Regions from separate parts of the Homo sapiens genome. Here region 2 is linked to region 1. Evidence: read pairs that join two places in POLR2A ChIA-PET (ENCODE). Cell type or tissue: GM12878. All regions are shown on one strand. Links, peaks and the distances in the headings refer to the core of each region. The heading gives the core; the rest is flanking DNA. Region 1 has its middle 14 kb from the start of DSE. Region 2 overlaps DSE (dermatan sulfate epimerase).

Evidence for each region. ChIA-PET counts read pairs that join two places held together with the same protein. Peaks named below come from ENCODE experiments on the same cell type or tissue, not always from the same donor. Only the 100,000 strongest peaks of a DNase experiment are listed, where the experiment ranks them.
Region 2: POLR2A ChIA-PET joins it to region 1 with 5 read pairs; 6 of 35 experiments call an interaction of 5 or more read pairs at or near these places.

Annotation. Positions count from the first base shown.
Region 1 is chr6:116,352,066-116,361,956 of GRCh38, forward strand. It overlaps a transcript of DSE not described here. Among named protein-coding and RNA genes, the nearest start is that of DSE, 14 kb to the right of the region's middle. RefSeq lists an enhancer at 663-772. In GM12878, for the core only: no CTCF peak of the experiment used is centred there; no DNase peak of the experiment used is centred there; H3K27ac peaks cover 153 bases.
Region 2 is chr6:116,406,255-116,414,254 of GRCh38, forward strand. All of the region lies in intron 2 of DSE (dermatan sulfate epimerase), which reads left to right. Among named protein-coding and RNA genes, the nearest start is that of DSE, 39 kb to the left of the region's middle. RefSeq lists a silencer at 1-39. In GM12878, for the core only: no CTCF peak of the experiment used is centred there; DNase peaks (open chromatin) are centred at 2,377 and 3,717; H3K4me3 peaks cover 1,830 bases; H3K27ac peaks cover 6,128 bases.

The DNA.
Region 1 (9,891 bases), core at 860-8,859:
CATTTCAGTCTCTGCTCAAACCCTTGGAAAAGTTAGTTAATATCTCTGAACCTCAATTCTGCCTGTAAATATGTAAATGAAAGGAACCAATTAGATGTCTAGCTATAACATTTCTTGATTTTAAGTGTTTATACTTTTTTAGAATCACCACTCTCCATATATTTGTGTGAGCTAGTCAACTATTATCTATCTACTCATGGCCTCCTTGGTACAACCAGTCCTTTCAGACCTTAACTTATCCTGTTCCTGCATCCAAGAATCAATTCAACTAAAATGGCTGGTCAGAACCATTTTTTCTCTTGATCACAAGGGTTCTCCAAACACAAGGATTCCTCAAATGATAAAATACCTGCTCCAGAAGAATCTCTCAATATGGTGCTGAATTTGCATAGGTTATTGATCCTAATTTCTAGACTCTGAATGGAGGCTAGTTGTGCTTGGAGCAGTGGTTCTCCAAGCATAAGGACTTAAAATCCACAGGGTTAGTGCTGGGTGAGGCAGAGGTCAGTAGCTCTTGAACTGGATAGTAAACATCAAGAAATTGAGAAATAAAAAACAGGAACTTTGGGATGCTTTTTAAAACCACCACAGCCTCAGATGTTTGTGTTGAAGGAGTAAGATGGCCAAGAAAAAAAAAATGTTAGGTCTGAGAGTTTACTCATTCCAATAACAGACCTGGCAGAGAAATCATTACCCATTTTGCAACACAGCCTTAGGGCAAGTCTGGGCAAGCTCTGGGTGGGCAAAAAATAGGCTTTCCAAAACTCACCTAGCTTTCCAGCCCACCCCACGTACATGCCCCACACGTGAAGTCTTCCTTTCTTTCCTCGTTTCTTTCTCCTTCCCCCCTCCTCCTTCCTCTCTCTCTTTCTCTCTTCCAGAATGAATGATTTGTATGACTGTGGAATGTGTTTGTCAGACAAGTCCATCAGGGACTTATAACAGTCCCTTAATAGGGTAAGAGAGAGATATGAGTCTTGTGGTCATAAGTGGTTGGGCTTCCCCACTACCTCATTCATTTATGTTAGCTAACTATTAAAATCTAGGTCTTTACTAATTTATAGTTAAAATATACATAGGAGTAAATGTGTGTTTGTGTGTGTGGGTCTGTGTGTGTATAAACACTGATGGATATTTTTCCAAATGAACTGATGATGACCTCTAACTTCTGGTTCATGAGAAGGAACTTTATGTCCTACTTTTGCTCTGGAAAAATGAAAAGACTGCTAAGGGGGAGTAGTCATGATGGAATTGTGCATGTGTGTGTTAGGTAATATTGGGTGGAAAATTAAGGGATATTTTCCTTTGTAGTATTCCAAATAAATCTGTTTATGTGATAGATAGTTACTTGGAATAAATATCTTTCTTCATGAGTGCCTTCTTAATTTCCAGAAAAATCTTATAAAGGTTTCTCAGTAAGGTTCTTTAAATAAACTTTGTTTCAATCATAATAATACTAGCTACCATTGAGCATTTACACTTCCTAGCATTGTGTCCAACACTTTACATTCTTTATCTCTCATCCTTATACTCTCAAAAGATGAGGCATTGATATTCCCAGAAAACTGAGATTTGGGGAGGCTAAGTAAATTTGCTTAAGGTTATGGAACAAATACATTGCACAGCTGTTACTTGATCATAGATCTGACTGTCTCCAACCATTGGACACTTACTGTTGTCACATAAGGGGATTCAGACAGATATCTAGCTTATTTTATAACTGTTCTCATTTGATGAGAGATTGTCTATAAAGATGTTTGGTTTTTGTGAGCTTTAATGGCTGATGTAAAACAATTTGGTAATTATTTTAAATTTAAAAAAATCTTATAATCAATCTAAACATACTCCTATGTCATATACTGAGACTCTTAGAAAATATTTTAGAGTAGAGGCAAGCAGTCTTCAGATACTGAATTATAATGCCTATCTACTTTTAAAGAGTGATATGACACCACTTTCAAAAATCTAGACTTCAGATGGCTTCCAAATGTACACCTATATCTACAGCAATACTTGGATATAGTATTTCCTGAAATATAGTCTTTCTCTTAAAGAAAAAAAGAATAATATTAGTTCAGGTCCTTGATATATGAGGCAAGGATTAGAGATTTGTTAAGTAAATGTTGACCCAGACTATATAACTCTAATGAGCAAAATCCCTTTAAAATTTTTAAGGAGATGGGATAACAGTAAGTAATATTTATTGAAAGCCTGTTGTGTGTTATGTGCTACTAGGAGCTTAGACAACATAACCTCATGTGGACCTTACAACTGCTCTGGAGGTCAGTCATTGTTCTTGAGTCGGGCTCTTTTTTCTGGTATAAGAAACAGAGTCACCCCCTCATGCTGTCTCAAAAGGCATGAGTTATTTTAAGGGAGAGTGGGTGGAGGGTTTGTACAGTAAGGGAACCAGGAAGCTCATGGAATTGTCATACAATCTGGCCTTACAAGCACTTCAGTTACAACTCTGTCAAAATGGGAAGGGGCTCAAGAAACTTGCTTTTCCCATCTAAGGAAAGGATGGTATTTTCTGGCTTTTGGTGAGGTGATTTATCTTCAGAATGGGTCTAATCTGAAAACAGACCCCACTGGGCAGAAACATGAAATCCATGTTCATAATTATGTAAATGAAATGAAAATTACTTGCATTCTTATAACATCTATATAAAAATTATAATTTTCTGTTTATTTTCCCACAGTTTTTCCTGTAATTATATTTTTTGGTTACATTACTTTTTATAATAAAATAGTGACATGTTTTACATTACTTTTTATAATAAAATAGTGACAGGTTTTATAATAAAATAGTGACAGGTTTTATAAAAAGCCAATCTGTAATTGGCTTTTTAATGAAATGTGCTTTCCATGGAAATACGCCAAATTTGACACTGGTGTCAATTTCACTGTACTCATTCACATATATAATACACACTACACATTTTTACATAGACACATACATATATAAAGGCACACATACCTATATGCGTAATTCATTTAAGCATTTTTATTATTGGACACTTGAGTTGTTTTCAGTATTTTGCTAATTTAAACAACACCATGTTGAACAACTTTGCATACATACAGTTTCACACATACGTGCATATATTCTAAGGAGTGGAATTGCTGGATGCAAATTTACATACCTTTTAAAGATTTGTTACATATTTGTCCTCCGAATCCTCTCTCAAAGTATTGTACCAATTTATACTTCCCCCAGCATTATATGAGACTCACAATTTCTGTGTACCTTCCTCAAACCTTCACATTCTTCTAATTTGAGCACTTCAGGTATGACCAGACTGTAGAGCCTCAGGTTACTGCTTATTTACCAATTGTTTTTCAGCTGATACTTTTAAGCCTTCTACTCCAATTAGGCCACAGACTCCTATTTCCTTTCCTTTTAGGATAATGCTGGCTAGGGCTCATTTAGCCTAATTTCTGTTTTGTGCCCTAGTAGAGTAGCTTCCTTTGTCCATGCTTAAATGATTTCAGAAGTCTAAAAGCGAATTTTCCAATACATATACCCGCTTCTTTCATGTCAGTAAAATAAAAGCATTATGGGACTGCTCAATTTGATATGTTATCTCAACTAATCTGTTAATACTAAATTGCAGACACTCAAAGGTGAGAATCAGTCCTAGGAAGATTGTGAGCAACCAGTCTACAATGCAAATACTAAGCAGGCTCAAAAGCAGATCTATAACTACAGCTGCAGCTCCATCAAGGCAACAAGTGGACACATCCTGGCAAAGTACAATCTGACCTCCTTTGTTTTACATTTGCTCATTGTTCTTTAACACATTTTAACTTGAAAAAGTTAAATAGCCTTCAATAACAAGACAATTACACTGTCATAGAATTAGTGTTGAAATCTTCCAGCTCACATACTAGACAAAACATAGTTCGCCCAATAACTATCTGGAGGATCCCTGAAGAGGATGCTAACCACATGACTATTGCTTCCCTTATTCAACCCACCCCTGAATGGCATGAAGGCTGTTAGCTCAGAGTGAAGAGGCTTTTAAACGCTGTCCTGTAGATTGGTATGGACAGGCTGCACTTCCGATTTATCTAGAGAGATATAAGACATGATCCATGGCCAAGGTAATGGGGTGGGCTCAGACATTTTTAAGTTCCTCCAGTAATTTTGGTAAATAGTTCTAGTTTTTGGAACTATGGCTCAGAGCATCAAAGAGAAATGTAGCTCCTGCTCCCATCCTGTGAACTTTACACAACTGCCTAAAGCTATGATATCTAATATGGTAGACAGTAGCCACTAGGCACATGTGGCTATTGGCCACTTGAAGTATGCATAGCTAGTCAAGATTTCAAAGACTTACACTAAAACCATAATGTTTTGGACATAGGGGGTTACATAAAAGTATTATAAGACCTAATTTCATCTTTTTAAAAACATATTTTAATGTGGCAATAAAGCATTTAAAGTTACATAAGTGGCTTACATTATATTTCTACTGGACAATTTTGATCTAGAAGGCATAGGTTCCATAGCTCAGGAACTTTGAGTCATAAAATTTTAAAGTTATAGGAATCTTGTAGATGAAACAATTATCTCACTTTGCGAATGACGAAACAGGTACCCCATTGGTAAAGTGACTTATTCTGGTAACCTGAGTTGTTGGTAGAGCCAGGGTATTCCCGAATCCCACAACTCTGGATTTCCATCCAATGCTAGCTTCTCCCTCCCGTGCTGCTTGTCTTTGGCGACAGTAGCCACACTGAGTGTTTTAGGATTCCTAGAATTCTGAGGCATAGAAAGCCTCACCACTCATAGCCCCTGCTGTAGTCTCTGCTCACCAGATTCTGTTTGCATAACTAATGCGTCCAAATTCATTACTACAGAACCATAGTCATGCCCTTAAGCAGATGCCTCCTCTTTTCACCATCTCACATTATTAGTTTTGCCTCCACACGGAGCTATGGTTTAAGTGAGGCCTTAGTATCTTTGCAAAATATGGTTCCAAAAAACAAATTCTACTTATTTGAGTAGTGTGACATTCACTAATAATATTTCTCCCACCCGCATGTTTACTAACATTCTGGTTTTCTCTGGCATCCAGAGAACAATGTTTCTTCTTCTCCAGTACTAGTTAGAAGGATCAAGTGTTGATGGGTGGTGAGCCCCTCCCTGGCTCATGCCCTTTAGCCACAAAAACAAGTTATCAGCCGGGCACGGTGGCTCAAGCCTGTAATCCCAGCACTTTGGGAGGCCAAGGCGGGTGGATGACGAGGTCAGGAGATCGAGACCATCCTGGCTAACACGGTGAAACCCCGTCTCTACTAAAAATACAAAAAATTAGCCGGGCATGGTAGTGGGCACCTGTGGTCCCAGCTACACAGGAGGCTGAGGCAGGAGAAAGGCATGAACCCAGGAGGCAGAGCTTGCAGTGAGCCGACACCGCGCCACTGCACTCCAGCCTGGGTGACAGAGCGAGACTCCATCTCAAAAAAAAAAAAAAGTTATCTTTTTGCATGGCATCAGCAGAGCCTTGCTTATATAACAGTTATTTTAAGCCAAAAAATTGTTTTTCTTCTTTCTCATCTTTTAATAAAATATGTAAGAACTTTAATAGTGTTATTGGTAAGCATCCAAAATATTTAGAAACTACTTCCCCTACCACAGAAATATTTGCTGCTCTGAAGGGTGCAAAGGATCTACTTTCCCCAATGATTCCAAGCCAGTTGAGATTCATGCATATATGTCCCAAAATGTATTAAAATCCGCGTGCGCACGTGTGTGTGTATTTTTCAAAGTCAGTGCAGATGCATAGAAATGCCCGGCCCATGTCTGTTGCATTTTGATGTATTTCCTTCTGAATGCCTCAAGTTTAAGCTGATCTGTCAAGTATAGAATTTATAGGGAGTAATTAACCCAAGTCACTGATAAATTAAAATGTCCCTAGGCAAATAAGAGTATGTGAATAAATCTGATTTTTTAATGATTTCTTAGAACAGGTCACAGAAATACTTTCAATTTCAGTCCTTTACTGTCTAGTTGAATCCTTGCTGCTGGAAGAAGGCAGGCAAGTCTTCTTTGCCTTTCTTCAAAGCCTGGTATCCAATGCAGCAAAAATTCCTGATCATGAGTCTCTTTCCTACATGACTTGTAGGTGATTTTTTTGTTTGTTTGTTTTTTCTGCTACTGACTGTTTCTGATCATAGAGATCTAGGGCAATGACATTCACTTTGTGAATAGTAATAAATGAAAATGTCATGTTTGGAGATATAATATCACTACCATCTGTAATAGCAGACTGCAGCCTACATTGGCATAAATACTAGTGCCATACAATTATTTATAAATGGAGCTTTGTTGAGGGGAAGAGTTATTCTTTAATTAATAAAAATCTAAGACAAAGTGGTGATGGAATATGCCAGGTGTAGGGTAGAAAATGCAGTTCTTGGAAGTATCCTTCCCAGTGGCAGGAACTGAAGACTCCAGATCAACCAGGTGGACCTTTTCGTTGATGAGCTGATAGCTTCTAGGCTGTGGGGAACCTCAGGTGCCTTACAACTCCAACTACTGCAGAATTTCTTGTTGTGCCTCATAAACAAATGATCTTCCTATTGGAAGAGCTACGTGGTCCTTGGACAAACAAAGATAGTGTATTGCTTTAAACCTTATCTATTTGCTACAGTTTCCTTCTCCTGCCAATATGAGCATGCCTCTAAATGCCACAAGGTGTTTGAATTTAATCAAAGTTGGCTCTACTTTTGCCTTTTGTTTGGCTAAAGCATCAAGCCATCTTCTTGATGCTTTATTGTGTTTATCAGTCAGATTTATGTAGGTTAGAAAGCATTCAGAAGTCATTATTTCAGTTTCATAGTTCTTAGAGGTCTATACCCTTAAACTTTGAAAGTAAACATGAACAGTATCTCTCTACACATACACAGTAACCTCAGTGCAATGTTTTTAAGCTTCAAGTTGCAATCTATTAGTGGGTCTTGAAATCTATTTGGTTGATCAAATTCTCTTTCTTTTTTAATGAAATAGACTGAAATAAAAAATAGAAACATTGACTTCTGAAACTTTAATATATATATATTTCTATATCTTTATTGTCTATCTTCCTATTTATCATCTGCCTATCCATATTAGTTTTAGTTTAAAGAAAAGGTTTGAAGAAAATCTGCCTTAAGGGAACTCTCAGAAATAGATTATTAGAGTACATAACAATTCTTATGATTTCATGCTAGACTAAATAGGGAACACTTACTATACAAGCATTTGTAGGTTTGCCTCTATGATATCTTTCACAACTTCCTCCTTCTAAACCTCCATACTATTATTTTTTTAACGGTAGATTAGAAAAGGGGGTAATCATAAGTCTTAAGGATTTTAGTAATTGTTGTCAACCATCTATGATCAAATTTAAATATACTTTTCTTCCTATTTATAATTTTAGTTCAGCTACTGTAGTTATATAGCTTTTGTTTCCTATATATAGCAAATACTGTTTTAATATTAGTAAAATTCAGAAGCTTCTTGTCTAGGTTTAAATTTCAGAGAACGACAGCTGATAGATCAGGGATAAATAAAAGTTAGTATTATTCTTTCACACTCAGAATAAAAACTGTAATACAGATCATTAATTTCAGTACAGTGTATAGGACAGGTAATATGGTTAAGTGGAAACAGATAGGCTTTGCAATATTATTACAAATTAGGAATCTATAATACTTCCATTACTTTTCAAGCATATGCTAGCTCATCTATCGTTCTGAGTGTTGATGTAGCTCATTTTACTCACCAAATGGCATCTGTTGACTTGTGAGGCAAGATCTCTTAGGTTAGTTTGTTAAGCCATAGTCATTCTTAGTAGCATCCAAAGAAAGCACAGTTCATATGGCAACATTATTTTCAAATGATTCCCCACAAAATTGTTTTACTTAAAAACTTGCTTAAAGAGAAGGTATATTACACCATGGAATACTATGCAGCTATAAAAAGGAACAAGATCATGTCCTTTGCAGAGTCATGGATGGAGTCATTATCCTCAGCAAACTAACGCAGGAACAGAAAACCAAACACCGCATGTTCTCACTTATAAGTAGGAGCTGAATGATAAGAACACAGGGAGGAGAACAACACACACTGGGGCCTGTGGGTGACAGGGGAGGGAGAGCATCAGGAAACACAGCTAATGGATGCTGGGCTTAATACCTAGGTGATGGGTTGATAGGTGCAGCAAACCACCATGGCACACATTTACCTATGTCACAAAACACATCCTGCACATGTACCCTGGAACTTAAAATTTTTAAAAATTTTGAAAAAGGTAAGGAATATTTATCTGCATCTGCATCTGGAAAAAAAGTCATATCTTGACATGTATTTTAATATTTCATTTGTAATTTCCTGGTAATTTTACTTATTGAAACATGGGGAAAATATTCAAAAGCTAGTTTTTAAAAGACTTGAAAATAAAGGTCACACCATTATCCCTCTTTAAATAGAGCATGAATATTTGAATGAATTTACCAATTTAGTGTTAACTCTCAGTCCCTTTGTAACATTAGTGTGGATACTTAATATGTACATAAATTTGGAAAAGGTCGCCACGTTGGCCGCATCATAATTCTAATAAAGTCAGATGCTCAAATACCACTTTTAATAACTTTCCTATTAAGCCCCAGCACTTTAAAGATGATAGTTAATTTTGATTCTTCAGTTACTTATTCCTCTGTGATGAATTTGACATTTTTAATTTTTTTTTAATGCCTTGCATGCCTTGGGGAGAAAAGAAAAACTATGAGTTGAGTTTTCTGCTTTTATGTGCTAATATTTGTGCTGACTGCATGACAATTAAATTCACTGGTCAGAGTTCTGATGATTTGGGATACATTTTTTAAGATGCCATTTTTTACAGCTATTATTGTAAAATTTGAGGAAAATGACATCTATAATTTTTATCATAGAGCCATTTATATTCTAATATTAAAAGAGATTTTAAAATTATGTAACTGAAGTTTTTTGTTTTGTTTTTGTTTTTTTTGAGATGGAGTCTCGCTCTGTTGCCCAGGCTGGAGTGGCGTGATCTCGGCTGACCACAACCTCCGCTTCCTGGGTTCAGGCGATTCTTCTGCCTTAGCCTCCCCAGTAGCTGCGATTACAGGTGTACGCCACCACGCCTGGGTAACTTTTTCTACTTTTAGTAGAGGTGGGGTTTCACCATGTTGGGCAGGCTGGTGTCAAACTCCTGACCTTGTGATCTGCCTGCCTCAGCCTCCCAAAGTGCTGGGATTACAGGTGTGAGCCACTGCACCCGGCCGAATATAAGTTTTAACATCAAGAAATACCCATAGCTTCTTAGTTTATATGGCTTAATGAGCTTTTTTGAGATTTACAAAATAATCAGATTGTTTTCCAGAATTATTCCTGGACTCACAATTTGTAAGATTCTTTTAAAATATCTCAAGAGAGCTGGGTGTGATGGTGCACATCTACAGTCCCAGCTGCTCAGGAGGCTAAGGTGAGAGTATCACTTGAGCCCAGGAGTTTGAGGTTGTAGTGAGCTATGATCCTGCCACTGTACTCCAGCCTGGGCAACAGAGCAAGACCCCATCTCTGGAAAGAAAAATTTGTGTGTGTGTGTATCTCATAAGCCTCTGGCTGCTCTCCAAACTCTTATTTAGTCTTATCCAGTAGAAACACATTAACCATCAAATAAATCCTTGATTTTTACTGAAAAATAAAGAAGCTTATATTTAGCAAATGTACTATCACAATAGTACTTCTCAAAAAGTTCCTGTTTAATGCATTATGTCATCAACTGATTAATGAAAAGGGACTCACAACAAACGTGAGTCGTATCTGAAGCTACAAAATAGAGCTATTCTATCATCCTCCTTCTGATGAAAATTATCTAG
Region 2 (8,000 bases), core at 1-8,000, 53 kb after region 1:
GGCCAGAGGAGTTCTCGTCCCTCTTTAATTGGGGTATAAATCAGTGCCCCTCACCCCATATGAACAAAGGCAACATGAATATATTAAGTTTCATGTAGTCTTTACAATCTGGGTCTTAAATTTTTCTAACATAAAAATCTGGCAAGCATGATGTTTGAATTTTGTGGATGTCTTGCCTCATTATCATAAGGGAAAATGTTAGTTGGCAAGTGCCGCATGTATGTCTGTATTCTCTTTCATTGATACTTCATAATCACTTTTTAAAAGTTGGCTTTATTTTTTGGATGAAATATTCACGCCTAACACCACTTAAGATGTAGGGTCTTGCTGACATTAAGTTCATGCTAATGATAACTTGAGAGTAATAATGACATGAGTATGTTCATGGAGTCCTTTATAAAGCTGGGTAGTTCCTTTTACCTTAGGTATCTTAAGAATGGCTTTTTTACTTCTTTGTCTCCTTCTGCCATGTCCATTAAGGGAACACATTTCAGTCATGCTTACCACAGTCTCTCTCATCCATCTTTCCTTTTCCTTTCCAGTGTCAACATGCGAGTTCTGGACAGCACAGGAGGAGATACCATAGTCGGGGGCCAGATCATTGCTTATCCCACATAAGCCTGTGGTTTAGAAAGCTTTCTGTTTAGGATGGCTTGGAAGGAATGACTCAGGAAAAAAGAAACGGTTAGAAGCTTATAATATTAGTGTAGGAGGGAAATGAAGACCACAGTTAAAACAGTGAGGGTGGGGAGAAGAAAGTATAAATTTAAGAGACATATAAGACTGAAAATCTACACAGAGATTGATCAGATATAGGACACTCTTTCTTAAAGTGTGAGTCTTTCACCATATTGGGTATCCTTAAAAAGACAGATTCCTGGGTTTCGCCCAGACTCACTGAATCATATCTTCTTGGAGTAGGCCACAGAACCTGCATTTTTAACAAGTCCTCTATATGATTCTTAGATGTACTAAAACTTAAATTGTAAGGGAGAGGGAGGCATAAATGATGGCCCTGGGTGACTGGTTGCATATTGATACTCAAATGAGATGGAGAATATGGGGAGGAGAGAGTGGTTTGTGGGAGAGAAAAGATGGTTCACTTTTTTACATGTCTTTTTGTGTCACTCTATTTCTTCTATCTACTTTATTTGTCTCACTTTGTTGATACTGCCAACTGTATGGACAGATGACTTTCAAAGTTCTCTGTCCCTATTACACTGCAAGGGCTCATAGATAACCTTAGCAGGTATCTTGGTGTATAGTTATTACTATAACTTTTAGGACCTCTTGGCCATATCTGCTCATTCTTACAAATTCACTGTCTTCCACTTCTTCTTGTTCTGTGGCTTCACTGCTGCTACTATGCTCATTATTTACCCATAGTCATTTTTCTCTTCCCTCCCCTTGCTCTGTTCTTCACTCTTGCCACTCTACGAATGCATTTTGCTATTGGTGATTCTGTCATTTTTGAATGTAAGTGAGCTCTTCAGGAAAAAGTACCTTTGATAAATAAAAAAGATCAATCTATTTTCACCCATCCAGAGCTTAGAGATTTTTTACATTTTTTTCTAGAATTTTGTGATTTTTATTGTTTTAAAGCTTTTCACTGATAGGTATTTATGTGTGGTCTTCCCAGTGGTCCAGTTGGACCATGTGGCACTGGTATTTTCAACTCTGCCTTCAGTTTGGGCAGTAATGAGTTTGCAGATCAGCCCTGAGCTGGCCTTTCTGCCTACAGACTGATTTATACCTTGTCTTCCACCTTTCTCTCCAACCCTATCCAGACTGTATGATCCACCTTAACTTCTTCCACCATTACATGTTCTCTAGCCCCTCATCCAACCCAATTCCTATAGTTACTTTTTATTTAATTCATTGGTTTGCAGTCATAACTGGGTTGCCTGGTTTTCTGACCAGGAGTGTACATCTTCTAGATTCGGCTCCAAAGAAACTTCTTTCTAGAAAATTTCCAGATTCCATCTTCTATACCCACCCTCCAGTGTGATTCATATGTTCCAAGGAACCCATGCAAAACTGTTATAGGTTGTTTTGCCTGCACTGCAATTCTTGGTTTATTTGTCTCCTCTACTGGCACATAAGCTTATTGAGGGTAGCCCCAGCATTTTTCGGGGTTCCAAGAGCCACATATGGTATACCTGCCACAAAGACACTAATTAATTATATTGAATGAATGGATGGATGAATGAATGAATAATCTGTCTTATTTTTATTGAGAGTCTAAGCTTACTGAGAGCAGAAGTCCTGGATCTGTATACAACTTTGAAACTGATTTGGTGCCCTGCGTACTGTGGCTGCTCCTACTTATCTGGTCTCACTTTCACTCTGAAGACGTGCCTGTCATCAGCCGTTTGTCTGTCAGCCTGTAATCACAGAGACACTGTACCTTTGACGTACTTGGAGGCCAGTAGGAAGAATGTCAGGATTTGACATCTTGGTGCATAGCTCAGCAGAGAATCTCAGATTACCTGGTCTTTGAAGTATTCCTCCTGCACCTGGCCTTCTCTCCTCCCTGATCCCTTGAATTTTGGTGTTCATCTTCTTACATGCATGTAATGTCCATGTGTGCTCCTTATCAGGTAACTACAACAGAGTTTTGTTTTTATTCACTTTAAAGCCACCTGCTTCAGTCTTTGAAATGAATGGCGGTGCTGTTAAGCAAGGGGAGGCGATAGTTTGTTGGAATTAAGAGCAAGGACTGTGGAGCCAGTCTGCCAGTGTTCCAATTACATTTATGAGCTGTGTGACCTTGAGAATGTTACTTGACTTCTCTGTGGCTCAGTTTCCTCATTTGTAATTTGGGGATATATATGATATATACTTCATACTATGAAGGATTAGTTAATGAAACAGTACATAGCATAATGTGTTAACTATTATTGTTATCTTTATTACTTCACTTATATTTTGTGTTCTTATAAATTGATGCCAAAGGCAATTTTCATTTATCGATAAATGTATGCACATATTCACTTTATATAAGTTTACTGTATTTGTTTTTTTGTTTTTTTGTTTTTTGGAGACAGAGTCTCGCTCTGTCGCCCAGGCTGGAGTGCAGTGGTGTGATCTTGGCTCACTGCAAGCTCCGCCTCCTGGGTTCATGCCATTCTCCTGCCTCAGCCTCCCGAGTAGGCTCGGACTACAGGTGCCCACCACCACGCCTGGCTAATTTTTTGTATTTTTTTAGTAGAGACGGGGTTTCACCATGTTAGCCAGGATGGTCTCGATCTCCTGACCTCATGATCCGCCCACCTTGGCCTCCCAAAGTGCTGGGATTACAGGCGTGAGCCAACACGCCCGGCCAATATAAGTTTATTGTATACTTGCTCTGTTCTGGGTATTTTATTAGGCATTGGAGATACAAAAATTTCAAGACGTGTTATGTATCTCTTTTGCCTGGAGTTGTTGGTCTATGGAAGATATAAATACTAATACTATTAGCATATTAATACTAGTAGTGGGATAAGTGCTGTGACTGGGAAACTACAGTGTGTAATGGGAAGATCTAGGAATACTTTGCCCAACATTGGAGTGTCAGGGAAGGCTTTCCTGCTGAGTCCTGAAGGACAGATAGGAACCAGCCACGTGAAGGGGAAAAAGGAGCCGTGCTTGACTGTTCAAGCACAAGTAGCTGCTGTACAAAGGCCTGGAGATAAAAGAAAGCAGAGTGCTTTTGAGGAACTGAAAATTTAGTGTAGGGAGGAAACTAGCAAGTGTTGAGGCTTTGGGTAGAGAGCCAGATGCTGCCAGGCCTTGTCTACTATATAAAGGAGCTTGGACTTTTTTTTACAAGTACTGTGAAGCCACTGAAAGGTGTAACAGGGCAGTGACATGATCAGATTTATGTATGTACGTTAACCTTTTCATTGAAAAATAAAAGTAGAATATTATATGAATAAATGTGTAGCTGATAAAGTATTTTGACGCAAACACCCTGGTAAGTACAACACAGGTCAAGAAATAGGACTTTGCCAGTCACTCCCTGAAGCCCCTTCATGGGCCACATCCCAGTCCCAGTTCCCTCCCTTCCCACAAAGACTACCCTGATGCCCCAGTGCCTACAGGCGTCATGTCCTTGTGTTCCCTTATAGTTCATCCAAATGTGCATCTCTAGGCATTATCATTTAATCTTGCTCATTTTTTAAATGTCTTTTAAGGCTTCAAAAAAAATCTACAGGCCGAGCGTGGTGGCTCACGCCTGTAATCTCAGCACTTTGGTAGGCAGAGGCAGGCGGATCACAAGGTCAGGAGATCGAGACCATCATGGCTAACACGGTGAAACCCTGTCTCTACTAAAAATACAAAAAAATTAGCTGGGTGTGGTGACACACGCCTGTAGTCCCAGCTACTGGGGAGGCTGAGGCAGGAGAATGGCGTGAACCCAGGAGGCAGAGCTTACAGTGAGCCAAGATCGCTCCACTGCACTCCAGCCTGGGCGACAGAGCGAGACTCTGTCTCAAAAAAAAAAAAAAAAAAAAAAAAAAAAAAAAAGAAGAAGAAGAATCTTGTTGTGGGAGTAGATTGCCAATGTCAAACCAGGAAGTCAAGTAGGCCTTTGGTGTTTATCTAAATGAAAACCTAGAATAGGAAATAATTGACAAGTTCCAGTAATAAATAATTAGCATTCATAAGACTTGACAGTTGTATTTGAGGGCCAAAGGAGACAAAGAATTTTCTTTATGGGATGGTGGGATCTCTCAGTGGGCTTCTAATACTTGGAGCTATTGAGGAATGCTATAAATAATAAAGGTTTGGATTTGGATATACAGAATTGAAGTGCCTGTGGGCCCAAGAGGAGATATCCAATTTATATCTCTCAAGCTTTATTTTTAGCTGCTTCCTGTTTGCCAGTGGTACACTGTAACTTAAGAATGGGTGTGTGTATGTGTGTGTGTGTTGTGCGTGTGTGTGTCTCAGTCATAAAAAAATATATCCAATATGAAATATGCTTTCAGGTACAATATATATCCTTTCTGTTGATGATAGAAAAATGCAGAAAGTCCAAAGGAGATCGTATTTAGTTCAAATTATCCTGCTACAATAAATAAATGAAGAATAGCTGGAAGAATGAGAAATCGAGGTGCTGATACAGCACTGCAGCCACGTGGGTGTCCTCAAATCACTTTCTGGAGCTGAAGCCAAAGAAACATTGTGCAGGCTGCACTCTGGGAGGAGGGCATCAGCTTGAGTGAGTCGTGCTGCTGCTTCTCAAGTTGAAAAAGAAAAAAGGTTCCTGATGAAGTGTAGATAGCTATTAGGGCTTGTAACAACTTAGTGAGCAATTTTTAGTTCATATCTGTGATTCATTTACAGTGAGTTCAGTATTACAAGAAAAAAATTGGGAAATGAAGAGATAAGAATAAATAAAATCTGTATGTATTGCTAATATTTTATATTAACTTCAGCATCTTCCCATTCTAAATCATAATTTCTAGAAACCACATGAAGTTTACTATTTTACCTTTTTCCAAGAGCCTGTTGATATGAGAAATATTTTAAAGTATTACTGAAACCAGTTTGAATCTTTTGCCTTCTGCTTTTCTACTATAACCTGTAACTTGGTCAGAGAAGTTGGGACAATATGATTACATTCAGCATTTGGGGTCAACTTTTATTTTCAGTATAGCAGTAACTCTAGATCTAAAACTGGGGAATGTGTTTAATGCCTGGGGCATATTGAAGTTAGCTCACAAGTTTGGCTCATAATTTTAATTTATTTATTCTGTTTTTTTGGCAACATAGGAGATAACTATACCCCACAACATTTTTTATGATTCACAAAGAAAAGTTCTAAATTAACTTTTATCCACTGTACTGCCAAATTACTTTTTAAAGACATATTCTTTGAAACTGTATTCCCAGGACAAAAAATAAATATTATGGGTTCAGGGTGTTGTCACAGGCATTATTTCATTATTTCTCTTGAATGTAAGTGGCTTCAAAGACAAACAAAATTGTTTTGGAGGTCAAGGGATGTTTTTCTTGTTTTTTTTTTTCCACACCATGACAAATTATGCTTTCCTTCCTGAATTGACTGAGCCCATTTAGTGTCTTCATGCCTGCCCCCTTCATACAACACCATCTGCCCTCTACTTTGAACATTCTGAACTTCTCTGATCTCCTGGGTTCCTCCTGATGATCTCACAGTGAGAATTTTGTCTTAGTCCTGGCTCCAGACCCTCTGCTGGGAAGTGCCTGGGCAGCCTGGATTTCAACACAGCTCCTCCCACTGAAGCAGCCCTCCATGCCAGCAGCATGCCTCTGATGGGTGGCTTATTTTGGATCACATTTACCCTCTAAGACAGTGGCTTTGAAACTTTTTCACTGTGACCTACAGTAACAAACAACCCAGTACAGACATAACTTTTTTTATTTGTTTCTAGTTTTTAATTTTATTTTTGTTTCTAATTTTATTACACTGTTTATTTTTATTTCAACTTTTAGATTTAGGGGGTACATGTGCAGTTCCATAGTATGTATATTGTGTGATGCTGCAATTTGGGATTCAATTTATCCTGACACCCAGGTAGTAAGCATAATACTCAATAGGAAGTTTCTCAACCCTTGTTTCCCTCCCTCCCTCCCCCATCTAGTAGTCCCCACTGTCTTTTGTTCCTGTATGTCCATGTGTACCCAATGTTTAGCTCCCACTTACTAGTGAGAACATGCGGTATTGTGGTATTTGGTTTTCTGTGTCTGCATTACTTTGCTTAGGATAATGGCCTCTAGCTCCATGTTGCTGCGACGGATGTGATTTCATTCTTTTCTATGCCTGCCTAGTATTCCATAATGTATATGTACCACATTTTCTTTATCCACCATTGATGGGCACCTAGGTTGATTCTGTGTTTTTGCTGTTGTAAATAGTAGTGCAGTGGACGCACAAGCTGATGCACACATAACTTCAACTTTACATATATAAATATATAAATAAATGTTTCATGAGATAGCCCTTGCATTTAAATTATGCCTTGTCCTCATTTTCTATTTCATTCCGTTAAAAATATGCTGATTGCAACCCATTATATTCATTTCACAGTATATTTATAGTTTGAAAGCCCTGCCTAGCATTCTGATAAATACAAAATTTTTTCCAGAGAATCCCTACCCAATATCCTTTCTTGGACATCTCCACTGTGGAGACCATTCCACTCTTTAAGATGCCCTCTTTATTCTATAATTCTAGTGTTTAGAATGCTTATTCTCAAAATGTATTGGGAAGCATCTTTATTTCATTAAGAAACAGTACAGGCCTGTGATTAATGATTATATGTCAGGTTTCCGGGGCTGAATGGAATAAACTGTGCAGAGCATTATTTCCTACTGCACCCAGAGTAAAATCAGCCACAGTTCATTCACTGTTTTAAAAAGGCCTCTGGATTTTATGAAGCTCTGCATAATTTCAGCAAAACCTTTAAAAATCAAATTATCAAAGAAAATTATTCATAAAACATTAAAAGCAGAAATAGTGGGTAAATATATTAACCGTACTCTAAGAGACAGCAAAATATCATTTCACGTATGCTAGCTCCTCCAGGCCTACCTCACTTTGGATTTGATGTTTTCCCACCATGAGGGCAGCAAAAATTGGTGATTTGACTACGGTTTTTCCCATTGTGAAAAAGTGTCCCTCATTATTTTGAAACTTCATTCCTCAAGTAATTCTTTGCCCTTTTGCCTGCCGTGTTCTCAGAATATTAGGCAAGTGCTCTTTCAAGTAAATGGGAGTAACTGAGTGTTCAGGCAGCGACAGGAAGATGATGGGGAGTGTACGAGGTGGCAGCAATGGCCGGTCAGGTTTTTTAGTGTCGGTGTATTTGTTGCTAGGGCTGCTGTAACAAAATACCATAGACTAGGTGGCTTAAACCAACAGAAATTTATTCTCTCTCAGTTCTGGAAGCTAGAAGTCTGAAATCAAGATATCAATAGGCTTCATTCCTTCTGGAGGCTCTCTGAAGGAGAGACCATCCTAAGCTGCT